Linked DNA regions of Mus musculus: regions 2 and 3 are each linked to region 1. A link is a loop called in an ENCODE intact Hi-C map of the cell type or tissue named here. Cell type or tissue: left cerebral cortex. All regions are shown on one strand. Each heading gives the region's core, and the rest is flanking DNA. Links, peaks and the distances in the headings are about the cores only.

Region 1 (10,369 bases), core at 1,340-9,339:
TGAGTTATTAACCTGAAACTCTGAGTACTAGAGAAGTTTGAGTATGGAGCTGTGGCCTGTCCCACCCTCAGCTTGGCGAGCGCACACAGTGCTCACGTGTTGTTCAAGTACCCTACTGAGCATGCTTGCTCTTAGCAGCCAGAGAGAGGGCTGGGATCTGGAATCATGGGCAAACAAGAACCAAAGGTCAAACGCACAGTAGGACTTGGCTCAGTAGAACTTGGACACCTTCTGTTTTGACATGGAAGCCCCCAGGGAGGCTATGCTGAGTTGAGTTCTTCAAGTCTCAGACCAAGGCTGGAGAATAAGCACGGAGTGACCTTTCACTCAACTCCAGGATTTCAGACTGAGCCTCTCAAAGGATTCCTTGACTTAAAGCGCTACCTGTGTGAACTTGGGGAATTTTTAAACTGCCGGAGTCTCAGCTCTGTCTACACACCCGCATGAGCATCAGAAATGCTGATATAAAGTAGCTATATCAGTTTCATGGACATTGTGAGGGGCAGATGAGAGAAGTATTTGGATAACAGTCAGCCCCATGCTCTGCATACCACTGAGGGTGTGCTGTTTAGAGCCACAAGCTGGATGTAGTGAGACATGTCTACAGTTCTGCTATTCCAGAGGCTTAGCCAGGAGGATTGCCCTGAGTTCAAGGCCAGTCTGTGTTAAATAATGGGTTTGAGGCTAGTTTCAAGAACAAACCAAGAAGTTGTAAACTTACATGAACAAAGCAGTAATGTTGTAAATTGAAAATCTACATGAATGCCAATTTTCTGTGTGTGGGTATATGCATGTATGCATGTAGGCATGTACCCTTATCAGGAAACTGGTCTGCCACATACCACGTGACTTTGAATATATTATGTCTTGCTCCTTTAGTTATATAAGACTATAATGCAAACTAATAAAGTCGTAGTGACACTTAAGTGAAAGATGGTTGTAATGGCAGAGAGAAAACTATAGATTGTTAGAGAAACATTATTTCTCAACTGCTGTGGGAAGGAATTGCGTTGAGTTGGTCCATGTGGGTACAAGTTTGAAGGAACTCAGTCACTGTTTATGCGAAGGCCGACGATGGCTTGAGCTCATTGAAGTCGTGTGATAAGTGCGGTGATAACAAGGTCGTCAAAACTGTTTTCCACAGATAGGATGTTCATGAGCTCTTGGCTGAAAGGGTTGGGGGCAGGGAAGAAATGACTACTCTTCTCTTCTCATTCCTCTACCTAGCTGGTGGCTCCTGGAACCCAGTGTCGGGAGCAGGTTCGGCAATGTGACCTCCCCGAGTTCTGCACCGGCAAGTCTCCCCACTGCCCCACCAACTATTATCAGATGGATGGCACCCCCTGCGAGGGTGGCCAGGCCTACTGCTACAACGGCATGTGCCTCACTTACCAGGAACAGTGCCAGCAGCTGTGGGGACCTGGTAAGAGCCCTCCTGGATGGAGAGCATGGTCTCTTCCGCCCACCACCTCTGAGCCTGTCTCCCCGCTGGCCCTTTAGCTTGGCCTAGAACACCTTCAAATACCACATCTCATGCTCTTAGCTCAAGAGTGACAGTATTTCTCATATTCCCTTGAAGCTTTTAGTTCTAACACTGGACAGACAGTTAATAGTACTCCCTCCCCAACACACCAATGAAGCAGAAATGGAGAATAAAAGAAAATGAAAAAGACCCTTAAGCTACAAAAAATGTTTAGCTTCAGTCATATTGAGAGAAAGCAAATTGAAACTACCATCAAGTGGGGTTTTTTCATGGATCAGATCTCAAAGACAGCAGTGATATAGTAATAACAACAACCATCCTAATATATTAGCATGGAGGGTATGTCTTAGTCAGGGTTTGTATTACTGCACAAAACATCATGACCAAGAAGAAAGTTGGGGAGGAAAGGGTTTATTCAGCTTACACTTCCATACTGCTGTTCATCACCAAAGGAAGTCAGGACGTGAACTCACACAGGGCAGGAACCTGGAGGCAGGAGCTGATACAGAGGCCATGGAGGGATATTTCTTACTGACTTGCTTCCCCTGGCTTGCTCAGCCTGCTTCCTTATAGAACCCAGGACCACCAGCCCAGGGATGGCACCACCCACAATGGGCCCTCCCATCCTTGATCATTACTTGAGAAAATGTCTTACAGCTGGATCTCATGGAGGCATTTCCTCAAGGGAGGCTCCTTTCTCTGTGATAACTCCAGCATGTGGTTTTGACACACAAAACCAGCCAGTATGGAAAGACCAATGTAGAAAGCATTTTAGAGATAGCAAAAATTTTAATGTATTTACCAGTTCCATTAATTACATTAGGCTTAAATTGTTTTCCACTTACCCTTTTTTTTTTTCTGAGAAGTTTTTACATGGCATGGAACAATTTGTGAGTATATAAAAGTAGGTATATACAGCAAACATTTATTGATAATAAATCACAAGGAAATTTATTTTAAAATAATCTTTCATATATAATTTTACCAAAGCAAATGTATACTTTGACAAATCGGTGTGTTTGTTTGGTTTTTTTTTTTTTTTTTTTTTTACATAGAGAATTAAGTCTTGGCTAAATGGTTGAAAGTGCAGGACATAGAGGGTCTGAAACAGTTTTCAGAGTTGGCTGATTTTATAGTTGTCAGGGATGGGAACACCAACCCACATCGATATGTGGTGTAAAAGTGATAGAAGTATGTTTAGGGCCTTACCAGAAATGGTTGGAAATTCTAATCTGACACCAAATCATGATTCGTTCAGTGACTTTTATCTTTATTTTTTTGAGACAGGGACAGGGACAGGGACTTTATTTTTTGAGACAGTGTGTGTGGCCTGCTTGCCTGAAACTTACTACGTAATCCAGGCTGGCTTGCAACTCCTAGAGATCTACCTGCCTCTTCCTCTCTAGTGCTAGGATTAAAGGCAGGCACCACACTCAGCTAGTGTTTTGTTGTTGTTGTTGTTGTTTTGTTTGTTTTAATGGAACTGAAGTCAGGAACGCAAACAGCAATTTTATAAATCAAACTTTCTAACATAATATTAACATTAATCTGAAGTTTATCTGCTGAGGAATGACAGTAGGGAAAACATTTTTTGTTTTCTTTAATGAATCCATTGCATAAGAGACAACATACATACAACAAAAATATAACCAGTCATAATATAAAGTAGCCTCAAGTCTGAGCTTGTCTCAGTAGCATTCATTTGTTGTGTGCATCTGTGTTGAAAGCCAAGCTGTAGTAAAGTCACGTGACACTTGGCATGGGTGAACTCTGAATTCATGACACATTCTGTTTTCAGTTAGTTTTGGGTCATTGCACATTTAGAATCTCTTTAGTGTTGCCAGTTTTTTTTTGAGCTCCATCCCCATTCAGGTGTGGGATTCTATCTGCCTCCGTTTTCAGAAGCTGGGCAGTACACTACTTAGAAACAACCTCGGGTTGTATTTGCTTATGGATGTAAAGATGCTTTGTAAGATGTTGTTACACTGTTGCAAATTGTAGCGGCAGCATCCTTAAGTCAGACAACTGAATGCCCTGAGGCTGAATTCTGTATCCGACAAACTAAAACCCCAAAGGGCAGAGCAGAAAGAGAAGAGACGATGCTTCCGTCCTTCACTGCGTTCTTTCAAGAAGATGCCCCAAGATCAAATCTAAGGGATGCAAAAGGTAGAGAAGACATTTTCTTCTCTAAAAGACACACTGCTAAAGATTGTTGCTTTTCCATGATATAAGAGGGAAAACAAGGTGGATGTGAAGGAAAAACTCCAAAGATCTATTTTAGCTCTTTTAATGTTTGGGGCATGAATTACTAATCTTTTACGGTCCAGAAATAGGATAGCTCTTCTTCATTAGCTAGCAGGCTTAGCATGCAGCTGCCATAGATACAAATCTTCAATGAAGGGTTAAAAACCAGGCTAAAAATATTTTCTCTGAATTGGCCTTGATGGATGGTGGAAGTGTCATGCATGCCGTTGCCCAAGCCTAGCTGGCTCTGTCACGGGGAGCCGCTGGCGGGCTTATGCACTGACAAATGTTTCTTGCATACCTAGGAGCCCGGCCTGCCCTCGATCTTTGCTTTGAGAGGGTGAATGCTGCTGGTGACACCTATGGAAACTGTGGCAAGGGCTTGAATGGCCAATACAGGAAGTGCAGTCCCAGGTGAGGACCACAGCTCTGACCCGGTGGGAGGAAGAGTGGCCAATCGATCCCTGCTCTGACCTCTTCATTCCCACCTGACTTGGTGTGGATAGCCTACTATTGGCTTTTAAACACACCAGTTTAAGCCTCTCTCTGTTCTCTACCTATTGCTTGGTGATGCACTCACTGTTTGGTTGGCTCTAAGGAAGTGAAAAAGAGGAGTGGGCAGCATTGCTTCCTAGGAAGCTGATCAAGGCTGCTTTGGAGTCTCTGGCCTATAAGTGCAGGACAAGGTAGTTGGACATGCCTTTATCCCGGCACCGGGGAGTCAGAGGCAGGTGATCATGCGGATCTCGGTCAGTTTGAGACCAGCCTGGTCTACAAAGCAAGTGTCAGAATAGCCAGGACTGTTACTTAGAGAAATCCTGTCTTTTTTCTTTTTAAAGTGAGGCAGGAGATGACTGATCTGAGATGACAATGTTCCAGCATCTAAATGTTGTGGATCCCAGACGGCTCTTTTTTGGACCATTTTTGCAGAGTGCTAAAGTTATGCCTGCTCCTGAGAGCCATCTCTGATTCATTCATTCCAGCCACCCACTCACTCCTCTGCCCACTACTGTTTCAGATTCACCACATGCAAGGTGCTGAATTGAGTGTCTAGAGCAATGTGGTTAACTGGTGTAACAGTTAACGGCCTGGAGCATCTTCCCAAGGTGTTCTCTAGCTGAGTTCTAGAGCAGCCATCTAAATGAATGGGGGAGGAGTTGCACTAGTGTGTAAAACAGTGTTTTAGGCTGAGATATTAGAGAAAAAGGAGCAATTGACGAACTGATAGAGAGCAAGCTACAATTTGTGGGAAGACATGGGCGGGGGTGGCAAGAAAAATGAGCCTGGGCAGAGGAAAGCAGGAACTAGATCCTGAGAGATATAAAGGCATCTCTGGATGATCTGGACCCCTCCCATGGATGCTGCAGTGAGGGGGCTCTGTGTCTTATAGGCCAGGATAGAAAGGGAGTAATATATATATATGTATATGTATATGTATATGTAATATATATACATACACACACATTCATACATACATACATACATACATACACACACACACACACACACACACACACACACACACACACTCACACACACGGGCTGGTGAGATGGCTCAGCAGATAAGAGCACTAACTGCTCTTTTGAAGTTAAATCCCAGCAACCACATGGTGGCTCACAACCATCTGTAATGAGATCTGATGCCCTCTTCTGATGTGTCTAAAGACAGTTACAGTGTACTTACATATAATTATAAATAAGTCTTTTTAAAAAGGGGGGATAAGAATGTAAGTCAGGGAAGCTGTGTAGGAGGGAAGATTGACAGGGATTGAAAATGCTCAAACTTGGGAACAATGAAGAATGGGGAGGCAGAGGGAGACCTAGCTCCTAGTTTGGAGTGCCTGGGGAATGGATTTGGGACAAAGATGACCAATTATTCATGTCATTCAGGTGTCCTTGTGGTTAGGACATCCTAAGTTGAGCTCTTGGCTTAGGTCTGCTGAGACACAAGGAACCTGCCCCTTTTCTGGGTCTGAGTCTACCTTTGGTCTCTACTGCCGGGTTCCAGCCCACTCTCTGGTCCTTTGCCCTGCTCCACCGAAGCCTACTGACTTGGCTCAGACTGAAGCTCTCCAATGTCCCCGCTCTTCCCCAGTCTCTGATCCTGTCTTCTTTCCTGGCCCAGGGATGCCAAGTGTGGGAAGATTCAGTGCCAGAGCACCCAGGCCCGGCCCCTGGAATCCAACGCAGTATCTATTGACACCACCATCACCTTGAACGGGAGGCGGATCCACTGTCGGGGCACCCACGTCTACCGGGGTCCTGAGGAGGAGGAAGGGGAAGGTGACATGCTGGACCCAGGGCTGGTGATGACTGGAACCAAGTGTGGCCACAACCATGTGAGTCCCTCCCTAACCTCACTCAGAAACCAAGAGGCAGAGGCAGAGGCAGAGACTGAGAAGTGTGGGCTCCGGAGGAGTGATGCCCAGCTCTCAGAATAACAGCATCCCACCTATGACTATGGACCTAGTCATGTAAACGCAGGCATCACTGTCATGCATGTCATTTACTATCCTCATAGAAATGGTCTAAGGCTGGGCGTGGTGGCGCACACCTTTAATCCTAGCACTTGGGAGGCAGAGGCAGGCGAATTTCTGAGTTCGAGGCCAGCCTGGTCTACAGAGTGAGTTCCAGGACAGCCAGGGCTACACAGAGAAACCCTGTCTCAAAAAAAGAAAAAAAGGAAGAGGAGAAGGAGGAGGAGGAGGAGGAGGAGAAGAAAGAAAGAAAGAAAGAAAGAAAGAAAGAAAGAAAGAAAGAAAGAAAGAAAGAAAGAAAGAAAGAAAGGAAAGGTCTAAGATTTCAGGGAGACCCAAGGAAAATAACGCCACCAACCCCATGCTTTAAATTGTGTTAAATTATAAACACAGAGGAAACCTATGGTACGATGCCCAGCTGAAAGTAAGCTCCTGCCACAATCATGATTTTTAGGCATCATCCTAAACTTAGTCCATATTCATTGCTGGATGGAATATAGTCAGCATGACGCTAGACTATAAACGTGTCCTAGTTGTTGAATGTACCATTTCAGTAATGTTTGCTGCTCCTTCCCTAATCACAAAGACAACAGCAGAGTTCAGTTACCCACTGAATCTTTTTTGAGGCCTTTTGCATTTCTCACTAGATATATAGCCCCCAGCTATGTTTTGGGGTTCCCATTCATCCTAAGGACAAACCTCCCACACCCTAAGCCTCCCCCATGCCCCTGTGTCCCGCTGATGGCTGCCCTTCTATGTTGCAGATTTGCTTCGAGGGGCAGTGCAGGAACACCTCCTTCTTTGAGACGGAAGGCTGTGGGAAAAAGTGCAATGGCCACGGGGTACGTGTGTGTATGCAGAGGTCTGGGTTCCTGGGTGTTGCCCTGTGGGAGGTCACAGCTCTCCTGGGTGCTGATGCGTCTGCGGCCCCTCACTCTAGGTCTGCAACAACAACAAGAACTGTCATTGCTTCCCTGGCTGGTCTCCACCTTTCTGTAACACCCCGGGAGATGGTGGCAGCGTCGACAGTGGTCCTTTGCCCCCTAAGAGTAAGTGTTCTGCTTTGTGAGAGAGGAGGAGGAGACCGTGGGGATAAGGGGTAGGTTGGCAGGAGCCTCTAGTCTTTTGACTTTGCAATATGGCATCGTTGTCTACAAACCTGTTGGGCTGCATTCATAGCTATTCATGGGGATTGTGGGCCATAGGCTGGGTTTGCCCGTTGCAGAAAGTCCAAGGTAAGCTGGCTTCACTCTCCAGATTCTACAGGGAGGGAGCCAAGATAAAGACGCTGAGTGGGAGGATGCCAGGTCTTCCTATGGGGCCTGGGCTTAGTCACCTTCCTGTCCTTTTACTAGAGGAGAGAGGGGCAGGGGTAGATATTAAGGGAGACTGAGGCCACTGGATAGTCACAATTATTTGGAGGTAGTAACTAGTAATTAGTCCTTTTAGGGACACTTGAAATAATTACAATCTTGGGGTGCATTGTATTGGTTATTTTACCTTTTGTTAAATAAGGTTAAGAAATGGGAAAACAGGCAAGTTTTACAGTTCTTAGGGGTGGTCTCGGGGACTTGACCCCTGTGGTTTCCAGATTGTGTCTTTGAATAATGGCAAAAGTACTTTAAAAAAAAAAGGCTAAAAACTGGGTGTGGTAGTTCCTACCTGTAATCCCAGCATTTAGGAGGCTGAGGCAGGAGAATTGCTGCTGCAACTTTGAGGCCAGTCTGGGCTGTAACAAAATGAAAACAGACAAGAAGGAAGAGCCTGACTATGCAATGACCATGAACAGAGCAAGAGGAGCTTCAGTGATGCAGGCACACTGTGTGCATTTACATTTATGACTCGGGAACTGTTGAGATGGGCTTTGGACCCAACCGTGAGGCTGAGGGCCCAGGGTGAGAGTTCTAGTCCTAAAATGTCTCAACCAGTATTTTCTGGCCATTGCTCTGTGTCCAGGAAAATCGTGGTGCTGGCTGACTTTATGAAAGTCCATGAACTGCTTTGGGAAGAATCTCTGAGGCAGCTGGACATGGGGACTGTCTTTAAAAGCCCATGGGTGGGCCTGGCTCTTTCAGCTAGTATTAGGACACCAATAGAGTATGATGTGCGTTGCATGTATTTGTGCTTGTTTAAACTAAGTCGGCGGGAATCAAATACCTGGAGCGGAACAAAGGCTCTGTCATTTTACTGTAGCCTGATCAGCCTCTAATTCTCTCACTTGTGCTGACTTCCGGCAGGTGTGGGTCCCGTGATCGCTGGGGTGTTTTCAGCTCTCTTCGTGTTGGCAGTTCTGGTGCTACTGTGTCACTGCTACAGACAGAGCCACAAACTGGGCAAACCCTCGGCTCTCCCTTTCAAGCTGCGGCATCAGTTCAGGTGGGACAGGGTGCTGTGCCTAGCCCTTGTGGAAAGGTTGGTGGTTATGGGTCTAATTCTGGGATGATGAAGGCAGGGAACATGCCACCCTCAACCCTTCTGTCCTCTCAGTCACCATGACAGACATTAGTAGATAATGACTGTAAGTGATTTCTACTGAGCCTGGCCATTAACTTGAATTCTTCCCAATAGAAAGCCCTTAGCCGGTTCAAACTGGGGTATGACATAAAATCTATTTACCGTCCCCTACCTGATTAACTTATCTTGTTTTTAAAGTGCAGGAAGCTGGGGCGACAGAGAGGGATGACAAGCTCAATCAGTCACAGAGATAACTAGACATTAGCCCAAGAAGACGAATGATTAATTCATTGAGATATTGATGGAGCATGCTCTCTAGAGTTTGTTAAATGTACTTGCATGGGGATCCCGCATCCTTCTGTTATCCATGCCAGTGGGGGTCGGGGTACATGGTGGTTAGTGATATTCTGTCTCCTAATTGGGATGGAGGGGTCTGCTTGTGCAAGGCAGAAGCCCTCCCTTGGGCTTCTCCACTGGCCGTGTGTGCGCTTATCTATTATTCAGGAGATGGGTTTTAGAGGATTATCCCGCTTTCTTCAGAGGAGGGTTAGATTTGTCCGCTGGCCTGGGTCGGATTTGCTTAGTCCACACACACCACTGAACACTCCTTCCCCCATGTCCCCTCTTCCTTGTTTCCAGTTGTCCCTTCAGGGTATCTCAGAGTGGTGGAACTGGCCATGCCAACCCAACTTTCAAGTTGCAGACCCCCCAGGGCAAGCGAAAGGTAAGGGCTTTGCACCATTGAACTTGACTGAGTTCCCTTGAGATCCCTGTTCGGCTTTCTTCGGTACTTATGTGTGCCCACGGGGTTGGTAATGAAAGCTATCTTTGGGGCTTGAAGTTGGTTCTGAAGCCTGGAATCCAAAGGTCAGCATGTCTGAAAGTCACCTCATTGAGACACACACTTAGGGAGGATTCCTTATCTCAGCTGCTCTGTGTCTCCTTCATATAGGTGACTAACACCCCTGAATCCCTCCGGAAGCCGTCCCACCCCCCTCCCCGGCCCCCTCCAGACTACCTGCGCGTTGAATCGCCACCTGCACCATTGCCGGCACATCTGAACAGGGCTGCTGGGAGCTCCCCAGAAGCTGGGGCTCGAATAGAAAGAAAGGAGTCAGCCAGGAGGCCTCCCCCAAGCCGACCCATGCCCCCTGCACCTAACTGCCTACTGTCCCAGGTAAGTGGATTCTCGCCAACCCTAGGCTGGGGACATCGCCCATAGCAGGCCATCAGCAATGAGGGGGCGTTGATGTGATGCACTGATTGGATCTGATCATCCTTTCTTTGTTCTGGTAAATCCAATGGGCTTCCAGAGGTTTAGCAATAAACCTTCCCAGCCAGGTGGTAGCAGTACACACCTTTAATCCCAGCATTCAGGAGTAGAGGCAGGCAAATCTCTACATTCAAGGCCAGCATATTCTACACAGCTAGTTCCAGGACAGCTAAGGCTACACAAAGAAACCCTATCTTGAAAAACCAAAATACTTTTATTGCTGCTGCTGCTGCTGCTACTGTTCATCATCACCATCATCATCATCACCACCATCATCACCATCATCCCTAAGCCACTAAAGTGATGCTTTTCTCCTATTTGATTTCCACACACTTTGTACCCCAAATTAACTTCTTTCGGTTCCCCGAGAGCTGGTCCTCTTCAGGTCAATGCAGATGCTGTTTTTCCCCAAACACACCACACACACACACACACACA
Region 2 (10,369 bases), core at 1,261-9,260, 62 kb after region 1:
GGCCTCAAACTCAAAAATCTGCCTGCCTCTGCCTCTCGAGTGCTGCTGGGATTAAAGGTGTGCACCACCACTCCCGGCTTTTTTTTTTTTCCTTCTTTTTTCCTAATGTTTGCTGAACATTCTCATTCACTCTCTCCCTCCCTTCCCCCATTTCATGTATTTCCACACATTTGTTTTAAGGTTTTGTCTGTCTATTCCTGTAGTTCCCTGAACTTTCAGAATTCTTTATATCGACCTTTTTCTTTGAGTCGACTGTGTGAGCTTTATCAGTTTCTTTTGTGGATGGCGTTGACTTTCTGAGAGTCACATCCTTACACTGGGACCTGCAGGCCTGAGAAAACAGCCCTCTTTTAAGCATCTCTTTGGAAATAACTGTGATGGAGACACGTTAGTTCAAATGAATGGCAGTATCAGGCATCAGCCATGCAAAATGACAAATTTTAGAGGTAGTTGAGAGAAGAATTTTGCATTTGGTAGCTAGGGCCCTCAAATGACACTGCTGGGAAGTCATCTAGAACAATGGCTGGAAGGGGCTTCAGTAGAGAACCAAGGTCCTGGGAGTGGTCACTCATGGCTCTGGCATGCAGCTGGAATAGGTGGTCATTAGGAAAGCTGGGGAGACTGTGAAATGTGCGTCCGAGTCCCTGATGCTGGTTGAAACACATCCTTCTAATTGCTACATAGTCAATGCTTTCTCTAAAAGCAATGACTTTCCAGACATTAGCACTGCTTGAGCCTAGGGACCCATCGTGCTGGGTTCCCTCCTGATACCAGACTGATCAATCTTACTGCCCCAGACCCCCCTGAAAGCCCAGGGACCAAACTTTCAAACCTAGTTTGGGGGATCTGGGTGAGCATTAGCCCAGGCGTCGGAGCTCTCTTCAAATTCCAGCTTTGCTACTTGGTATTTGTGTGAGCATAAATAGTCTCCCACACTTCTGTAAAAATGCGCGTAAAGTGTGTGCCACACAGTGACGGCAGATGCCTGAGAAGGATGGTTAGATTCAGCATGGCACCTATATACATTAAGCATCCTCACGTATTAGTTTCCAGTCTTTCCTCTCAAAACTACTTCTGTGTGTGGTGTGCATCTGTAGATGCCTGCGTCGCTTGTGGTCCCACTCACGTGTAAAAGTGTGTGCAAATGCAGGCTGGGAGTTGATATCGTGAAGACTCTCCAGCCTTCAGTCCCTTAATCAACACCAGAGCTCAGTGGCATAGTAGACTCGCTAGCTGCCTTGCTCTGGGGTTCCTCTGTTCCACCTTCAGAGGCAGGAGCTATGGATGATGAGCTGTCTGCACCTGGTATTTATGTGGGTTCCTGGGGATCTGAACGCTAGGCCTCATGCTTGGCTCAGCAAATGTTTTAACCACAGAAACCTCCTAAGCCCCAAATAGTTTTATTTTATTGTCTGTCTGTCTGTCTGTCTGTCTGTCTACCTGCCTACCTACCTAATTTTTGGTTTTTCGAGACAGGGTTTCTCTGTGTAGCCTTGGCTGTTCTGGGACTCACTCTGTAGACCAGACTGGCCTCGAACTCACAGGTATCCTCCTGCCTCTGCCTCTGGAGTGCTGGAATTAAAGCCGTGCTTCACTATTAGTTTTATTTTTTAAAGTTATAACTCATTTGGGTAGAAAACAAAATAATCTGTTAATTTAGGGTGAATATATGTGGTATTTTATAATTTTCTTCCATTTTATTCCACTTTATCTAGACATTGGTTTTAATGTGGCTTCCATAGAACAATGAAGACTGGAAAGTGGCCAAGAAGTCAGGACGAAGATGCTGGTTTAACTGGTTTGGAAGCAGTTTTAATGGAGATGAAAATGTTTTATCGACTCAACACAGGTACCCCCAAAATACAAATCAAAATATCATCTTCAGCTGCATAGCAAATAGGATTTAAGAATTTAACATCATTATTTGATCACAAGCGTAAATATAAGTTCACCATAAATAAATGTAAATTCATTGTACAAAAAATCCCCAACAACTCTTAATACAAATATGGTACACATTTGACAATTTCTGAAACAGAATTCTTTTTAAAACATTTTAAAATCTAAGCTTTTTTCTTGATCTTTAAATACATTAAAAAAAAAATCAAAGGGGTGGGGGGCAAGGACCACTAGAGAGGAAAGAGCATTGAAGTTGTCCAGAGTTTGCAGGCAAGTGCTGCAAAAATGGAATCTCTGTCCTCAAAGCGAGGACCTCAATTTATTGGGATCAAATATCTTGAGCAGAATGTGACTCTTCCCAGAGGGTCAACTGTTGGGGTCAGGAGTGCAGGGTAGAAGGGATGAGCTGCCAGGAAGGCGGCCTTATGAACAGCCCAAATCTCTACAGAGCAGTGAGGGGACACTAAGCGGGGAAAGTCTGTTTATCACATTCTATCCCCAGCCAGAGCTGACGATCTGGAAAGTGGAATCTGCCTCTGGGATACAGCTATGGTCATTGAAAAATAATCAGACTAAGAATTAACAGTGCCAGACAGGAGGACTGGACAGTTTCTGTTTCAAACCACAACCCTACACTACAAATGCTCCTACTCTTGCTCAGAGAGACCCAGAGTTAGTAGAGTTGTCCAATCTACAGCAAGGTCTGAGTATGTGGTGTGCAGTGATATATCTGAGAAGAGGCAGGTCTTCTGGCTCTATTCCCAGAGATTCAAAGTTAGTGTCCAGAAAGGAACACTCTGGTGTGCCATCCTTAAGGATTCTAATTTATATGACCACCCTGGGGTACATGGCCCTGTCTGGCAAAGTACAGATTATGCACATCTCTTCTCTTCTCTGTGTGGTTAAAAAAACGGTGATGGATAACAATCACCTTCCTGGGGCAGGGGATGGTTACTCCTGTCTTCTGTCCTCCCCAGGCTGGTAGAGGAATATCTATTATTCCTGTGTCTTGGGAGCTCAGGGCTATGTCCTCTCTGCAGGTCAGATGACTAGCTCTATATGGAGACTTGGGCAATCTCTTTAAAAGATGTGCTATTTGTGGGGACTGTGCAGGGGTGTTTTAGTCTGAAACATAGAAGTTAATACATCCCCATGACTGAGCTTGAGCAAAAGGGAGAGACCAGGACATTGAGAGCAAAAGAACATTCCAAGAATCTTTTAGTAGCCGACATGAGAACATTCCAGTTAGCTCAAAGAAGACTTCCTTTTGAGGGGAGGGGTCTGGGGATAGGAAGCTTGTTGACAAAAATATTTTTCCTCCTTGCCACCCTGTCTCCAATTAAGGTAACCCCTTTAGGTTTTCTTTCTTGGGGGATTTTCCTGGATTAGGTTCTGTGTTAAGCAGCCACTGACTTGGTCACTCACGAATGCTATGTGTAGCGCTATGACGGACCATGTGGATTCCCATGTGGCTCAGTGCTAAGCCTCTGTTTGAGGACCAGGAGTGCCTCATCTTCCCACGCTGTTAACAAGGCCTAACATTTATCCTTTGGATCTGGAGTTTTGCCCTGTGCTGATGACTCTCTCTCTCCCTCACAGTAGGCCTGGTCATCTTCACCTAGTTCCACCCAGTGTGGTGTGGTTTTGCAAGCCTTACTTTCTTCTCTCTAGGTCTGTTCTGTAAGGAAGGTCTAGGGTGGGTCTTAGGGAGGCTGTAAAAGATCTTGGTCAGCATCATCTGTTGTCTTGACAACAGCAACCTCTTCCTGGTTCACCAGGGATCAGATTTTGGTGGTGGAATCCCTAATGTCACGAGCAGGAAGTGCTGTGGTGAGGGAACTGGAGGGAGAAGCCACAGAAGATGGGCCAGTAAGCTGAGATATCCAATGGGCCAGGCTGATATCTCTGCTATGGCTACACTCTTCTCTTCTATGTCTCTAAGACTATAGTGCTGGATCAAATACAGATAGCGGGTAGGAGGTTACGACTTGGGGAGGCGGTCTTGGGAAGTAATCGCAGATGGAGTGGGCAGCTGCAGGGTGGAAACAGTAGCTCTTCAATACAGATAAGGTGGAAAAAAAGAAAAGAAAGCACACACTGCCCTGTGTTTTTGTTGTTTTTTTTTTCATTTACACTATGGAAAATCCACCATGGAGATATCATGGGAGGAACATGCGGGAGCCCAGCCCTTGGGAGTGGTAGAGATGTGTTGGGGAGGTTTTCTTTTCCTTCCAGACCTGTCCACACACTGTCAACTGGACCTGCTGCAGGCTGGTCACTGTGTTCTCTCCTCCTCCTCCTCCTCCTCCAGGTTGAAGGTCTGCACGGTTTTCTACCTAGCAGGTGGTGGCCAATGACTGGTGGATTGGGGGCTGGAAGCAGCGCACATGCTCTACGGTGGAACTGTCTGTCTCTACAGACTTCATGTACTTGTTCAGGATGGCAAAAACCTCATTGTTCAAGATCTGGTACTTCCTGATGCGGTCAGCCATCTTCTTCAGAGGCTGGAGAAGAACGGGGAAGCTGAGGTTAGGATTGGGGTAAAGTGGGAGGCAGAGAGGGGGCTGCAGTCCAGATTCCTGACATTCCATTAGTCACGTTTCCCTTTTCGTTAAAGATCTTCTCTACAGTTCCCAAATAAAACGCTAAAGGTTGCTGATAACCTTTGCAAGTTTCAAGGCTTATAATAAAGCTACTATAATCAAAGCTCCGCAGTACTGTCACGAAGACCAGTGAAATAGAACTGTACGGCTAGAAACAAACTATGTTGAACCAAACGACTCTGAACAGGATGGGCAAGACATCTGAAGTATGTGTGAGTGCCAGGGGTAACATTTTCAACAAATCCTGGGAAAACTGGAATCCTATGCAGATGAATGTTAGACCTTATATTATAGACTCTATTCAAGAATAAGTAGGAAATGAATAAAAGGCTTCAACATGAGACAAACTATGAAGTTCTTAGAAGAAAGCACAGGAGTAAACCACCATGATGTCAGATTTGACGGCCAATGCAGAGGGAAATGAAGACTTGTGTGCATTAAAAGATATCATCAACAGAATGAAAGGTAGCATTTATAAAACAGGCAAGTAGCTGTTGTTCTGAATATATATAAATGCTATAATCCAAGGCTACTAAGGTGGCTCAGTGGGTAAAAGTGCTGTCACGTCTGAGGATCTCAGTTGGATCCCAGACCTCACATGTCAGGAGAAGAGAAATGACTTCATTATGTTGGCCTCAGACCCCTACCCATGTGCTGCGACAGGCCTCTCCAAACATACACACACACACACACACACACGCTCTCAAAGGAAGTAAGCATGAGAAAAATTTAAGGAGCAATTAAAATTCAAAGAAAAGACTCAAAGGCATTTCTCTACAGAAGACACACAAAGACCCAATGATATGCGGAACTCTGTACTCTTGGGTGTTGCTGGTGGGAATATAAAATGGTGCACCCATTAGGGAAGACAGTCTGGCTGTTCCTCAAAAGAATTAAAGAACATTACCAGATGGTCCAGCACTTAGACTTCTGAGTGTATACTTCAAAGAACCGAAGGAGAGACTCAGTAAGCTGCCTAAGATGTGTGAGTTCAGAGTTCTGTTGTTATTCTTAGTTGCTAAAGGTGAATGCAACACAAGGGTCCATCAGTGGGCTGTGTTTCGCATACAATAAAGTACTAGTGAACTATAAAAGAATGGGATTCTGACATGCTGTGGGGTGGATGGGCCTTATGAAATGTGATGGGCCAGTCACACAAGGACAGAGACTGTTGTTACTGTTAAGGTATGCAAAGTCCTTACATTCATGGGGACAGAAAGAAAAATGATGGCTGCCAGGCACTGGGGAGTCATTTAAATGGACACAAAGCTTCAGCAGGAGAAAATGAAAATTCTCCAGGGATGAGGATGAGGGTGGCAGGATACTGTGAGGGTATTTAAAGTAACACTGAACTGGATACCGGAAAATAGTTACTAACAATAACCACAACTCTTAACCCCTCCCCCTGTTGTTTGTAAGGACGCTCCTACATCTTCCTGGACAGCTCCTCTGGGCCAGACCAGACAGATCAACCTTCCTAGTGCTGTGACCCTTTAATACAGTTCCCATATTGTGACACCCCCACCCCCCAGCCATAAAACTATTTCATTCCATAGCTGGGCGTGGTGGCGCATGCCTTTAATTCTAGTACTCGGGAGGCAGAGGCAGGCAGATTTCTGAGTTCGAGGCCAGCCTGGTCTACAAAGTGAGTTCCAGGACAGCCAGGGCTACACAGAGAAACCCTGTCTCGAAATAAAAACAAAACAAAAAAACCCAAAACCCCAAAAAACCAAAAAACCAAAAAACCAAAAACAAAACAAAAACTATTTCATTCCTACTTTCTAACTATAATTTTGCTACTGTTATGAATGGCAATGTAAACAGCTGATGTTCAGGATATCTGATGTGACCCCTGTGAAACAGGCCTTCAACCACCCCCCTCTAAAGAGGTTACAACCCAGAGGGTGAGGACCACTGTGTTAGCCACCCAGCTATAAGCCTCCATGCTGTGTGGCAGCTGCTCCCTGTGTCTGGAATCCACCCAGGCCACTGGCCCCATGTACTGCCCATCATCCAACCCAAGTCCTAACTTCTACGAAGACTTCTGACTTCCTCCCCACCACTGCCGTTCAGTTTAAGGGCTCTGTTTTCTTATAGCACCCAACAGCCATGGCTGTAGTGTCCAGTCCCAGTGCCTGCCATGGCTGTAGTGTCCAGTGTGCTGTGGCAATGGTGGCCAGCACCAACAGGGTCTGCTTGGGTCAGGGAAGTGACCTTTGAGGTCAGGAGTCCAGGCTTGCTTCTCAGGGTTACCCAATCCGTCACAGCATGTTCTGGGCAGGCCTTTTCTGAGCATGTCTCTAACTTGTGAAGTGTCTGTGCATAGCCATCGCTCGCCCTCCATAAGCAGCTCATCCTACTCCTTCCTCAAGACAGCCCTGTTGCCAGACCTCACGTCTCAGGCCAGCCATATCATCTGCTTACCACATTCTTAATGATCTCATCCTTCCCGTCCTGCCTCTGCACCTTCAGCAGATGATAACAGAAGTCAAACAGGTCAAAGCGCCGCTGCTGGCCCAGCAAGACAATGATGGAGCAGCCGGCCCAGTTCAAGCCGTCACCGAAGCACTGCCTAGGGTCGGGAAGGAAACGGTATGAGACTGAGGGAAAATGCCCTTGCCAAAGTACAGCTACCCCATGGAGACAACAGTCAGCTTGGAGGAAGAGAAGAACACATGAAGGAAAACACAATCAGACTCCCTCTCTGTCTCTCCTCCTGCCCACACATATATGTGCAGGCCCGAGATGGAGGGTGGCTATCATCCTCAGTTGGTCCTTCCCTTGCTTTCTCAGTCTCTGTCCCTAAATCTGGCTTGGCCAATGCAGTGAGACTGCTCAACTCACTGGCTAGATCGCTAGTGAAACTGGTTGACAAGCTTCCAGACATCCTCCAGTCTCAGCCTCGCTAGTTTCAGGACTACAATTGCCTCACTTGGCTTTTTTTGAAATGTGTATGTTATATGATGTGTCTCTATGGATGGGCACACACGAATGCAGATGCCCACAGGAGGCAGAAGCCAGTGGCGGCAAGTCCTCCCACAGCTGGACTAGCAGGCAATTGTGAGACATCTGACATGGGTGCTCGGATCCGAACTTTTGTCTTCTGTAATAGCAGTGTGGTGCTCTTACCCACTGAGCCATCTCTCTAGCTCTTCCCCTGGCTTTTAAACATGGCTCCTGGGGACAGAACTCAGGTCCTTGAGGCTTGCACTGAGCCATCTCCTCCACTCTAATCAGCCTTCGAGACTCACATGGCTTGTCTTGAGGCCAGTCAGAGGAGGCTGTGTTGGCTCCTTGGCCTCTCAGAAGCCCCACTGGAGGCCGCAATGACCAGGAGACATGTTGATGACTATAGGGCCATTCTTCTGTCATTTACTTTGTTCCCAGCCTGCCCCGGGCAGCTCCCCCACTTCCCGTCACAGGGTTGGAAGGATATAGTCCCTGCAGCTTGTTGGTCTTTCTCTTCCCCTCCCCACCCCTTCTTTCCCTGTCTTTAGTCCCAAAAGGACCAGTTAGTCACCTCTGCCACATCACCCTCAGTATGAAGCTAGATGGATGCAGAAGAGGGGGCTCTGCTCCTGTTTTCTCTGCTGACAGGACTGTGGGTGACCCAAAAAGGCTCCTCATTTCCTAAGTGGAGTTTTGCAGGGGTGGGAGTAGATGCTCAGGGGCCAAAAGGTTAACACTCGTGGGATGCTTTCTTTCAGTCTTGGCCTCCGATTCTGCTGACAGCCATTTATTGATTTTCCTGGACTGCTCATTCGTCTTCACAGACCCCATCCCAGATCCGGTTACAGGATCAGTTGTAGTATGAAAATTCAGGTCTGACAACCAAGCTCCATTCTCTGGCATCCACCTCCTCCCCTTGTCTCCAATCAGCCCCATGGACACCTTGACATATGTACTTCCGTTTTCTGTTTGACCCCTTTAACCTCTGGAGACCAAGAACAGTCCACTGTTGCCATGTCCAGCGCTGGCACAGTGACCAATATGTATCACTGTTCAAGCCTCTTCGGGCCTGGTTCTCCTTTCTGGCTAGCACATCCCAGGGGTGAGGGGAGGGGAGAGGGTGCACTCACTCAGCTGTGAACTCGTTGGTCCCCACAGGGATACAGTAGACAAACTGCATGGCACTCCACAGCCGGTGAAACTCCACACACTCATCCACATGCATGACGCCATTGGTGGGTGGCGGGCCCCTCCAGATGGGGTCCTGCAGGTAGCTCCGGATTCGGGTCAGGATGACCTCAAACATGGACAGGCCGCAGCAGAGCCGCTCCTTGGTCAGCAGGTCACCCTCCCGAGCGATGGCGATTTGCTGAGACAGGAAGCATATGTTAACACAGCATCACCCATATCCGAGATCCCATCTGTCCCACTTCCTCTGGAGAGTCCCAAATACTGGTGCCAACCACATCTAGAACTTGTTCCCTGGGACTGATGCTCTCCCCAGAGCAGGGCACTGAACCTAAGAACTTGAGGGCATGGAAGCCTTATGGTAACTGTCACCCATGGCAAGTAAAATCCAGGCCCCATCAATGGAAGACTGATTTAAAAAAAAATCATCTGAGCACACACTGGTCTCAGAGGCTGGTTGGGGCTAAAGAAATAGGCTCACTGCAAGTACAAGGACCCAAATTCTGTCCTCCCGAATCCACATTAATAAGCCAGGCATGATATACGTGCTTGTAATGCAGGCCAGGATGGCTAACTAGATACACAGAAGTCAGAAGTGTCCCTATCAGTTTTATAATGTAACACTACCATAGTGTGTGGCACAGCAGGCTCCTGATGAGCGGTGGCTCTGTCCAACTCTACGGGTAGATTATTATTTCTGCTCAGAAGGGAGGGAGCTGAAGCTCAGAGGTGCAGCCGAGGGAAGGTACAGAGCTTGGATCCTGCTCAGTGAAGCATGGTTCTTTTTGTTTGTCTGTTTATTTGTTTGAAGGATTTACTTATTTATTTTATGTGTATGAGTGCATAATAGCTCTCTTCAGACACACCAGAAGAGGGCATCAGATCCCATTACAGATGGCTGTGAGCCACCATGTGGTTGCTGGGAATTGAACTTGGGACCTCTGGAAGAGCAGCCAGTGCTCTTAACCGCTGAGCCATCTCTCCAGCCCCGAAGCCTAGTTCTACAAATTAAATCGTGAAGTGAATTCGGCAAGTTGGAGAAAATGACATTTACTACAATGCCCTCAGACACCAGCACAACCCACAGATGGACAGCGCATGCGTGGGATTGTGCGTGTAGAAAACATTTTGGAGGAGTGAACTTCGTCGTGGGTGCAGATGGGCTGCGGGAAATGGGTGAGCTTTTCACTTTTAAAATAGTTCTGTACCGTGGAATGTGCTAGAAGGAACGTATGTTACTGTTTTAAAATTTGCCACTGACTTCAGAGAACTATTTCCTCTTGTTAGAAACCCTTCTTTGACAATGGCAAATGGTCTCTATTAGTAATTCAAACAAGCGTCTCATCTGGTCTTGGCTACTGCATCTCGAGTAATCAGACAGGCAGACAGGCACATCAAACAGGACCGTCTCTCCCACAAGGGTCTGTGCTCTGAGTGAAAACATCTAAGAGCAAAAGGTGCCGAAAGCCTCTGCAGAACACGTATTACAGACTAAGGTCAAAGTCAGGTCTTTCTGTCTGGGAACAAAGCTAAAGAAAGCTGGCTTCTGAGACTCTGGACCCACAGGACACACGTGTGGGATCAGCTCCCAGTGGGAGGAAGGGCTCTCAGGGGCCCATTCTGTAGGGGGCTTGAAGGGACCAACAGACCTCCCCCTCAAAGCTCTCTTCCTTGGAGACCTTCCCCTCCCCCAACCACAGAGGGCAGCCTCTAAGTAAATCCAGGGAAGG
Region 3 (10,369 bases), core at 1,440-9,439, 79 kb before region 1:
CATTTTTAAAGTTAAAAAAAATTCTTTTAAAGTTGTAGAGCATTTAAAAAGCCAAATAAGCTGGATATATCTTACAACACAGGTTTATACCTTAAATATTCACATTTCAAAAGCTGTTTGTAAAGACTAAAAACTGAGTAAAACTTATTTACAAGTGGCAATGATTACGCCCTCCTGTCTTTGGAAGCAGAGGTTAGCGGGCAGGGAATGGAGGGCCGTGCAGTGAGGTGCAGCGGTCCATGGCATGGGCTGAGGCTGCTGCTGCTGCTGCTGCTTCTGAGGCGATCACTGGAGCAGGCACCGCATCAGCACTGTTCCCAAGCACTCCTCCTGGGCTCCTGCGACTTTCAACCCAAGAGTGAGGAGCAGCACTTGAGCACCGCGTCCCTTGCATACGGGATGTAGGACAGACTGTACCAGGTCATCGACAAGAACTGCAATATGCAGAAGAGTAAGGCCAGCCCCTTCTTCCGCCACCACAGAGCAGCACACAGGGTAAATACCAGGCACAAAAGCATAATAATTGTTGCAAGCAATCTTGTTGTTTCAAACATTTTCTTCAGTTGCTTCACAGGTCCCATTAAAAAGCATGTACTGGCCAATGCAGCAAGGTTTCCAAGGGTGTAAAATACTGCAAAGAGTTTCATGCCATTGGGAAGCCATAGCAACCCTGTTCCAAGGAATGAAAAGAAAATGCCAGCAACAAAGCATATGACAAACCACTTCAACCTGGTGTTGAAACTCAGGGATGAGGCATCCAGGACCTGCGCCGTCAGGCCTTGCTCCTCGTCGTCCTGGCCGCTCAAGACGCGCCGCAGCTTCTCCATAGCCCTGTCCTCTTGCCACGCCGCCGACCCCTAGCTCGTCCGGCCCCCACGCCCCCTCTTTTTTTTAAGATCTATTTTTATACACACTTATGTATGTTTGTGTGAGAAAAGTCGCAAGAGTGCTCAGATGCTTAGGGAGGCCAGAAGAGGGCGTCAGATCCCCGGGAACTGGAGTGACACACAGTCCCAAGCCTGTAGGAGTCACAGACTGAAGAACAGCCTTAACCACCAACTGTCTTTCCAGTTCTCCCGTCCAGGGATTTGAACTCAGGTCTTTATGCTCCCACAGCCAGGGCTTTTACCCACTGAGCCACTTTTCTAGCCCCTTATTGTACTTTTTTTTTCTTCAGTTCTTCCGTTTATTTAAACAGTTTTCTGGGGAGTGCTTGGCTAGCATACATGAAGTCCTAGATTTGATCGCTAACGCTAAATGGGCACCATAGTGGCAACGCACACCTGTAATGACAGCACTTTTGAGGTAGATGGCTGAGGGTCAGAAGTTTAAGGCCGGGGCTGGAGAGATGGCTCAGTGGTTAAAGACACTGACTGCTCTTCCAGAGGTGCTGAGTTCAAATCCCAGCAACCACATGGTGGCTCACAACCATCTGCAATAGTATCTGATGCCCTCTTCTGGTGTCTGAAGACAGCAACAGTGTATTTATATACAAGTAAATAAATAAATAAATAAATCTAAGAAAGAAAAAGAAGAAGAAGATTAATGCCATCTTCAGCTACTTAGCAAGTTTGAGGCCAGCCTGGGATAATGAGACCCTGCTTCAGGGGAAGAAAAAAAAGACTTCCTTTCTAGGAACACTGTATCCCCACCTTTTCATCTACTCTTTTATATTTCTCAGTACATTTCATTTTATTTTCTAAGCAGTGGCCACTGTGTTCCCAGGCGTGTTGGTAGCTTAAAGGAAAGAGGTGCATTTTGCAGTTGCATGCATGCTATGGTTTTTTTTTTTTTTTCTGAATCGTTCATAACAGCACCTCAGAAACTAGAGGAAAAGTTGCTCCAGGAAACCCTGAGGTCTGTCTTGTGACTCAAATTCTTCAATTTATGCTGCGTCCAACGCCTTGCAGTGAGAGCTGTCTTTCTTACATGTTGTGAAAGGTGAGAAAAGGTGTGCTTGACTTCAGGCTCCAAACACATACCTGCTTGCTTGGCCAGTTCCTCACAGGTTTTTACTCTCAATTTTTTTTTTCTTTGAGGTTTTTGAGACACAGTTTCTCTGTGTAGCTCTAGCTGTCCTGGAACTCACTCTGTAGACCAGGCTGGCCTCGAACTCAGAAATCCATCTGCCTCTGCCTCCCAAGTCCTGGGATTAAAAGCATGCGCCACCACTGTCCGGCTTACTCTCAATTTTTAATTCTTAAGAAATTACATTTTTAAAATTCTCTCTCTCTCTCTCTCTCTCTCTCTCTCTCTCTCTCTCTGCTCCCCTTCCCCATGTGTGTATCAAACTCAGTCATCAATCTTGGAGGTCAGTGCCTTGACCTGCTGAGCCACTTGGCTGGGCCCCTTCCCCTCTAAGTATCTAAGGGCACATGGTCATTAAATACACAGCAAATCATTGTCAGCAAATGGAATTTTCTCAACGTATGACAAGACTCATCTTCTTTCTTTTTTTTTTTTTTTTTTTTTTTTGGTTTTTCGAGACAGGGTTTCTCTGTGTAGCCCTGACTGTCCTGGAACTCACTCTGTAGACCAGGCTGACCTCGAACTCAGAAATTCTCCTGCTTCTGCCTCCCAAGTGCTTGGATTAAAGGCATGCACCACCACGCCCAGCCTTAGACCATTTCTATGGTGATAGCAAATGACATGCATGACAGTGAAGGACTAAATTACCCCCCCCCCCATTCATATGTTGGAACCCAAGCCTTGGTGTGACTGTACAAGAAGATGGTACCCACAAGGAGATAATTAGGCTAGAGTCCGTGAGGATGGGCTCATACATAGCACAGGCTTCCTCAGAAAACCCCGGAGCTCGCTCCCTATACTTGTATGGACAGGGCCAGGTGAAGACACAGTTGTTTACAAACGAATAGAAGAGTTTATCAGAATCTGACCTGGTGACACGTGGGGCTTGACACTCCAGCTTTCCAGGACTGACAAATGAGTCTTTAATGCCTCAGACCAGTCACACCCCTTGCCGCCTGGGGGTGAGAAAGGCAACTCTCTAAGCCACTATCTGCTTTTCCATTACAGCAGATGGAGAGAACTCACACAGTTCCTGTCCACACCAATGGTAAGAATGGTTTGATCCCTTCCCTCTGTGAGAGCCTTGCAGACTCACGGTGCATTGGTTTTGAGAGTTCCTGGCCTGGTTTTGGGGGTGGGGGATGGGGAAAGGAACTGACAAATGTAGGTGCGAGACTCCCCTTCCAGAGCCTCCTCTCCCTTGGAGTTTTGCTAACCAACCCTATACAGATTATTTCTGGCTATCTCTTTTTTCTGTTCTTCATTCATCAACTAAGGCATGTTGCACCAGGCTTTGTAATAGCAAATATACAGACTCTAAGTGAAACCCAGACATTAGCTTTGTGACCTTTGGTGAGGGGACTTAATGCTTTTCTGGTTTGATTCCCCTCCCCCAGAGGGGAGATAGAGATGAAGCCAATACCTACCCCCTCCAGATGGTCGCCTAATTATCACTGTTATTCTACACTGTGTCAATGGAGTCCAGATTAGCCTCAAATTCACCACGTAGCAGAGATTAACCTTGAACTTTGGATCCTCCAGCCTCTGCCCCATAAGTGCTGGGATCACAGTGGTGCACCACACTCCTGGAATTACGAGGTCCTGGGGATGGAACCCAGGGCTTCATGAGTGCATGACAAGCATTCCACCAGCTGAGACACATTTCCAGTCCACAGCGGACTCATGACAAGATCAACTATCAGAGGCCCTAGCACGTACGGAATGTCAATAAAAGCTAAGTCCTAAGTGTCTGCTACTGTAATTTTCTTAGTGATAGCCATCATTTGTGGGCTTCATCTTCCATTGCATCCTAAACCCTAACCATCCCAAATTCTGCTCTCTCCTGTCCCCAACCTATACAGCCCAAGGCTTCCCTCCTTCTCTGTAATCCTGTCTAGACTGTTTCTTGGGCTTGGTGTTCTGTTTCTGGAGTACAGAAGCCCTGTCCTCTGGGATGCTGGATCTGCAACCCCACCCCCTCCACCCCCCACCTCCCGTGTCAGAAGGCCTGGACTAAAGGCCCAGATTGGAGTCCCGATAGGAAAACAAGTTCTTTTAGCACTCATTTCAGTCCCTTGGAATTAACTCTTTCACAGCCTGACTCCAAGAGTAGTCAATCCTGGAAGGTAGAGCTACAAAGAGTTGTCTTGGTCACCCAAAGTACTTAGCATAAAGCGGGATAGAGTAAACTAGCTACAGTGGGGCAGAAGTGTGTGTGTGTGTGTGTGTGTGTGTGTGTGTGTGTGTGTGTGTGTGTGTTTAACACTTTCAACCCCAGTCCTGTAATCTCCCAGGCCTCAAGAATGGTTGATTACTTCAGAAATTCGGATCATCCCTTCCCCTGGGTGTCCTTCACCTGAGTCAGCGATGCTCCCGGGGGGCTTCCCTCGCTCCTCCCACTGCTGTCCCTCCAGCCACCACCAACCCCCTCCTCCGCGTGGCGCCTCCCCTCCTCCCATTCCAGGCAGAGCCCTGAGGGGCTAGGGGCGGAGCGTCTGGGATGTGGGCTGGGTGGCTTTTAGGCCGGCGTTTGCTTGAAAACCTCCGCCGCCGCTAGGCCGGGGGCAGGCAATGGCAGGGGATGTGTGATTGCGGACAGTGAGAGGGCCGTTGCTATCATGCCCGGGCGCGCGGGCGTCGCCCGGTTCTGCTTGCTGGCTCTCGCTCTGCAGCTACATTGGCCGCTGGCGGCGTGCGAGCCGGGATGGACCACAAGTAAGTGGCAGCGCGCAGATGGGTTCTGAGGCGACTAGGGGTGGTGGTGATGACTGAGGGTCTGAGAGTCGCTCTTGCATGCCGGCAGCTCCATGACCGCTATCCCTGCGGACTCCGCCACTCCCCGGGTGTGAGTATCGCCACCCCCAAGCCTAGGAGCCCAGGCTTTGTTCTCTTGTGGTGAGCCACGGGAGGTCGTGGAGCTAGTGCGCTCACTGCAATCAGAAAGCAGTAAGTCTCTCTCTCTCTCTCTCTCTCTCTCTCTCTCTCTCTTTGCTTGCCTTCCTTTCTTCATCTCCCCGTGTTTTCTTACTTTGGGCTTCTCTTTCCGCTGCTCTTCCTATCTTTGCTGTTTTTCTTGAGGTTGCTCGTCTCCGCTCTGCCTCTCTCTCATCGCTATTTTGCGCCCGCTGCTCTAGCAACCCCAGAGCATCCCCAGAGGAGCACCCCAAGCATCCTATCCCGAATCGGCGAGGGAACCACTCCCTGGATCTTGCTGGGGGCGGGGGGGTGGTGGTGTCAAAAGCATACCAGTGGGATAGAAAATCAAAGGTTTCCGAGAGATTAGGGTAGGGTGGTTTACTGGTTATCTCTGCCTGTACACTTAGCATCTCTGAAAGACCATAAAAGAACCATGCGCACCCATTATGCAGATCGTAAGCTGAAGTTCACTAACAAAAACCCAGGTGTGTATAAGTACGCCCCACATTGAAGATCTGATACTGGAAACCGGAGCTTTCTTTCCACCTCACCCAATGCCTATCTCCTCTTGGCCTCAGTTTTCATGTGAAGAAAATGGAATGGGCTCCACGCTTCCAGTTTGGACGCTGGATAATGCCTATTTCTCACAACTGTTTTCCCAGGCACCGCTCCCTCCCGGGCCGCATCCCTCAGAGGTTCTCATAGGATTTCGCGGAAGGGACGGTCCCGGAGGGGCAATGCCTGGCTTCTGTCATCTTGACCCGGGAGAGCTTATTTAGCCTTAGCTCTGAGGCAGCTGGAGAGCTGGGCTGACTCCAGACGGTCGCGGGTGCTTGCTGTACCAACCGTCAGCGTTTTTAAATCAAGCTAACGACGCCCTAGTGTACGGGCTGGGCAGGCTGCAGCCCCCGCCCCATCCCTGCAAGAACCTGACCCGAGGGTTTCCTCCACTCAACGCTCCAGCTCCTTTGCCTTGGATAGGAGAAGGCTCTTCCTTTTGTTGGGGTGTGGGGTTCCTCGGGGAAGAGGGAGCCAGGTCCTGTTCGAGTCTGATTTTCCAGCCTACCATTTGCACAGAAGAAAGACAGGAAAGTAAACTTCACGGGATCTGGAGGCCTTGAGAACAGTCAGTGAGGTAGAGTGACTGCAGACCCGGGGAGAAAGCAAAATCTACGAGTTGTAAAGTGACCCATGATCCCCAAATGAGCAGTTGCTATTAATATTTTCCTTTCCCCCTTCCTGTCCTTCTATGACTATATACTGATGAATCTGGAATCGTACCATTCATACACTTTAAAAGGTGCTTCCCAAATCATGACATCTCCCAAAACTATGATTTTAATGGCTCTAAGTTCTACCAAGAGACCACAGAAATATAATTTCCTCAAAGTTAAACTCCTGGCTCTTATACAAATGTGACGAAGATTTTTTTTTCTTTCATTTATGAAGTGGCCAAAGCAGCTGCTAAAGCTGGTCAAAAGCATCAACATAATCAATATCAACATAATCAATACCAACATAATCAATATCAACATAAACAATATCCCCGGTGATACAGGGAGTGGCATAGGGAATTCCTTTGGGTGAGACAGAATCAAGCAGTTGTTGGTTCTCCCTCTCCTATTCCTGAAGTCACTTGCATCTTTGTCTGTCACAGGCGTGCAGTTAATGTTAAACTTCACCGAATACAGGCCATCCCACCGAAAGCAAACAAGTGAGCCAGAGATAACATTCTCTTACCCTTTGTTAAGTGACGCTCCAGGTCTGACACTGAAAGCTTGATCCCACGTGCTCTGGCCTTATTTTCAAGTTGTGAGCAACCCTTCTCCAGTTACGTTGCCTTACGTGTACTTAAACTGGACTGTGTGTAAAGAGATTGCCCTCAGTGCTTTTCACCATCCGAGACCTTTTGTCGTTCTCTTCTATCCTGTACAGCTCCTTTTGTTTAAGAGTCTAGATCCATCAGTCTCTGTAGAGGACTATGTCTCACTTGTTCCCTCATGAACATTAAGCACCTAGCGTAGTAGCATAGGGTTAAGAACTCAGGATGTTTTGGGTAAATAATGTAAATGTATCTATCTCTTCTGATTTGTACCAGTGTAAACAAAACCAATAAGACTTTTTTTAAGGATACATTTTGATTGCAAATATATCATATTTTTGAAAAGGAATTTAATCAGTGGTAATCCAACACTTTTTTGTTTGTTTTGGGGTTTGGGTTTTGGAATGTTGTTTGTTTGAGACAAGGTTTCTTTATGTATCCTTGGCTGTCCAGGAACTAGGTCTGTAGACCAGGCTCCCTTTAACTCGGAGATCTTCCTACCTCTGCCTCCTGAGTACTGGAATTGAAGGCCTGCGCCACCACTGCCTGGCTCCAGCTACCTTTTTTTAAAATTTTTTTTTTGGGGGGGGGGCTTTTCGAGACAGGGTTTCTCTGTGTAGCCCTGGCTGTCCTGGAACTCACTTTGTAGACCAGGCTGGCCTCAAACTCAGAAATCCGCCTGCCTCTGCCTCTCAAGTGCTGGGATTAAAGGCGTGTGCCACCATGCCTGGCAGAACCTTTTTTTTTTTTTTTTAATTTAATTCTTCTCTGGGACAGGATGCTGTGTAGGTGGATGCTGTCTCAGAGATCTCTAGATAGCCAAGATGGCCTTAGACCTCTAGTTGTCTTGCTGGAATTACAGATGTTTGCCACAAAAGCTCAGTCATCTTTTAATCCCTCCTGCGGTTGATGAGGCTGAGTTAGAAGGAACAGAACACAGGGTTCCTTGGTGACATCTCTGGGAGTCTTCAGATCTACTCAGTTTCAGAGATGTAATTTGCTTAGGGATCAGGAAATTCTTATCTTTTAAAAGATGACCTGTAGGGCTGGTGAGATGGCTCAGCGGTTAAGATTGCCGACTGCTCTTCCAAAGGTCCTGAGTTCAAATCCCAGCAACCACATGGTGGCTCACAACCATCTGTAACGAAATCTGATGCTCTCTTCTCGAGTGTCTGAAGACAGCTACAGTGTACTTACATATAATAAATAAATAAATAAATAAATAAATATTTTTTTAAAAAAAGATGACCTGTAAGTAGTGTTGAGGTCTTCCATTCTTGAACATGGCTCTTCTGTGGCTTAGGCTTCTTTTCTCAGGAATTTGCTGCCTACCTCTATCAGTCCCACTATGTCAACTCGGGATATCTTAATGGGGAATTTCCTTCACTCTACGACAAACTCATAGACCCATTCCCAAGCCCTTTTAGTTGAGGAAATGAAAATTCACAGCAACCCATTCCCAAGCCCTTTTAGTTGAGGAAATGAAAATTCACAGCAACACTGACAGGAACTGAGGCTGGAGAGATGGTTTAGCAGTTAAGAGCACTTGCTGTTCTTGATAGAACCCAGGTGTGTAGGATAAGAAAAAAACTGGAGGTGAGAAGGTTTGGAACTAAGGAAGTGAAATATAACTTCGAATTCAACACTTGGAAGGTTAAGTTAAGGTTAACAATTTGCAAGTGAATGGTAATGGTTGGGAGGCGAAGAAGTCACCTTTACCTCTGGCCCTCCCAGGGAGGTGAGTGTCACTTCCAAGGGGGAAATTAAAGCTCTTTGGTAACAAACCTGAGCTCACACCCTTCTGCATCTCCTCAGCACCTCACCACATCATCACCTTCCAGGATGCTATCCAAGTTAGAGCCACATCTTCTCTCACCAGAGCTCCGGTGCGCCCCCTAGCTTTGCTGCCACCCTTTCTGCTTCTCCTCTGTCCTTGTCCCCTACTCCCTATTCTCCCAGCAGGCAGGGTCACCTTTCAAAACAAAAACAAAACCAATACAGATCATACTGCTCTTGTGGGGCTTTTTTTTTTTCTCTAAAGACATCAAAACCTTCCAGGTAATGAAACCCAGACCCTGCTCATGCCTCTATGTTATTACAACCACAGCCGTCTCACTTAGCATATATATTTCTTACCAACATCCTCTGAGTTACCCACCCTTGCTTAGCATATTTACCAATGTCCCCTGACTTTGTAGGCTATTTCTCCTTCCTGCGTGTGCCTTAGCGAGCCCGGGCCCACGTCTACAGTTGACACTCTTTACTCTTCCCCAGATTTTTGCATAAATGGCTTCCTCTGGTCCCTCAGGTCTTAAACATCATCACACTGGCCATCCTGTTTAAAACAGGAACCCTGCCAGCTTCCCTTTATCCTGTGGCACAATCTTATTATTCCCCCCCCCCACCCCCCCCAGGGCTGTTAAGTAGCACCTGAGAATCTTTGCTTATTTCCTGACTCTTCACGGGGGACACAGACCTTGTTTGCCTAGCCTTTATCACTTTGTCACCAAGGCCCAGTGGCGCCCAGCAGGTCTTCTGAGACCACTGGGAGGAGCATTTTCCAGGAAGCAATGACTGCCTCAGAAGTGCTTTGGAGCACCACTTGGGCTTCTGAACACCATGCCTGCTCCTGAGTGCCCGAGATGTGGAGGTTGGGTTTTCTTATGGTTATGTTGTCTTGTGTTGGCAGGAGGAAGCCAAGAAGGTAGCCCTCCGCTACAGCATGAACTCATAATACCTCAGTGGCGGACTTCAGAAAGCCCTGGGAGAGGAAAGGTAAGATGTCCAAGCTCCTTGGAGAAGCAGGAATGACAGTTCCTCTAGCTGTGTCAACTTAGGATATCTTAGCGGGGACTTTCCTTCACTCTATGACGAACTCGTAGACCCATTCCCAAGCCCTTGTAGTTGAGGAAATGAAAATTCACAGTAACACACGAACTGGGCTGGAGAGATGGTTTAGCAGTTAAGAGCACTTGCTGTTCTTGATAGAACTGGGGTTCAGGTCCAAGCATCCAGAGGATGGTTCACAATCATCTGTAACTCCAGTTCCAGGAGATGCCTCTGAGGGCACCGGGCATGCATATGGTGCTCATACATATATGTAGGCAAAACACTCATGTGTGCACACACACACACACACACACACACACACACACACACACCCCTACACACACACATACACACACACACACACACACCCCTACACACACACACACACACACACACACACACACACACACACACACAGAGTCTTTTAGAAATACACAGATTACGTGCAAATGTGTGAATTTGCCATAGATCTTGATTGGACTTTTTCTTTTTTTGGTTTTTCTGTCTTTCTGTTTTCTGAGACAGGTTCTCTGAAATCCTGTCTCCATCTCCTGGATCTAGGCTTGAAGGCATAGTCTAGGGTGTCATCATGTGCCGAGCCCAGTTCTCTTTTGAGGCAGTCTCCAGTGTAGCTTAGGCTGACCTGTATGTAAATCTTAATCTACCTGCTTCCATTTCGAAAATGCAAAGATCACACTGTGTGTCATGGGTACCCAGCGATTTTCTTTTTCTCTTTTCTTTTTTTATTTTTATTTTTTGTTAATAAGAGGCAAG

What was found. Peaks named below come from ENCODE experiments on the same cell type or tissue, not always from the same donor. Only the 100,000 strongest peaks of a DNase experiment are listed, where the experiment ranks them.
Region 2: it touches region 1 in a loop (2.5-fold over the local background); 3 of 42 quality-filtered maps call a loop at or near these places.
Region 3: a loop joins it to region 1, with 4 times the contacts of the local background. A loop is called at or near these places in 28 of 42 quality-filtered maps.

What each region holds. Positions count from the first base shown.
Region 1 is chr11:46,130,396-46,140,764 of GRCm38, forward strand. It overlaps Adam19 (a disintegrin and metallopeptidase domain 19 (meltrin beta)), which reads left to right. Exons shown (of 23, transcript NM_009616.4): 14 at 1,228-1,423; 15 at 4,033-4,141; 16 at 5,853-6,066; 17 at 6,969-7,046; 18 at 7,145-7,253; 19 at 8,442-8,580; 20 at 9,298-9,382; 21 at 9,611-9,835. Among named protein-coding and RNA genes, the nearest start is that of Gm35624, 30 kb to the right of the region's middle. In left cerebral cortex, for the core only: a CTCF peak has its summit at 5,376 (motif pointing left); DNase peaks (open chromatin) are centred at 4,052, 4,699, 5,329 and 6,058; H3K27ac peaks cover 605 bases.
Region 2 is chr11:46,192,065-46,202,433 of GRCm38, forward strand. Cyfip2 (cytoplasmic FMR1 interacting protein 2) reads right to left here. Exons shown (of 31, transcript NM_133769.3): 29 at 8,582-8,820; 30 at 6,927-7,074; 31 at 1,785-4,403. The coding sequence ends at 4,236. Gm35624 (a long non-coding RNA gene) reads left to right here. Exons shown (of 7, transcript XR_001780199.2): 7 at 1,716-1,805. Among named protein-coding and RNA genes, the nearest start is that of Mir7239, 27 kb to the left of the region's middle. RefSeq lists an enhancer at 9,294-10,369. In left cerebral cortex, for the core only: no CTCF peak of the experiment used is centred there; no DNase peak of the experiment used is centred there.
Region 3 is chr11:46,051,468-46,061,836 of GRCm38, forward strand. Adam19 (a disintegrin and metallopeptidase domain 19 (meltrin beta)) reads left to right here and starts at 4,517. Exons shown (of 23, transcript NM_009616.4): 1 at 4,517-4,743; 2 at 9,456-9,541. The coding sequence starts at 4,647. It also overlaps the pseudogene Gm12166. In left cerebral cortex, for the core only: CTCF peaks have their summits at 4,620 and 8,661; DNase peaks (open chromatin) are centred at 4,673, 5,139, 5,665 and 8,641; H3K4me3 peaks cover 2,224 bases; H3K27ac peaks cover 1,711 bases.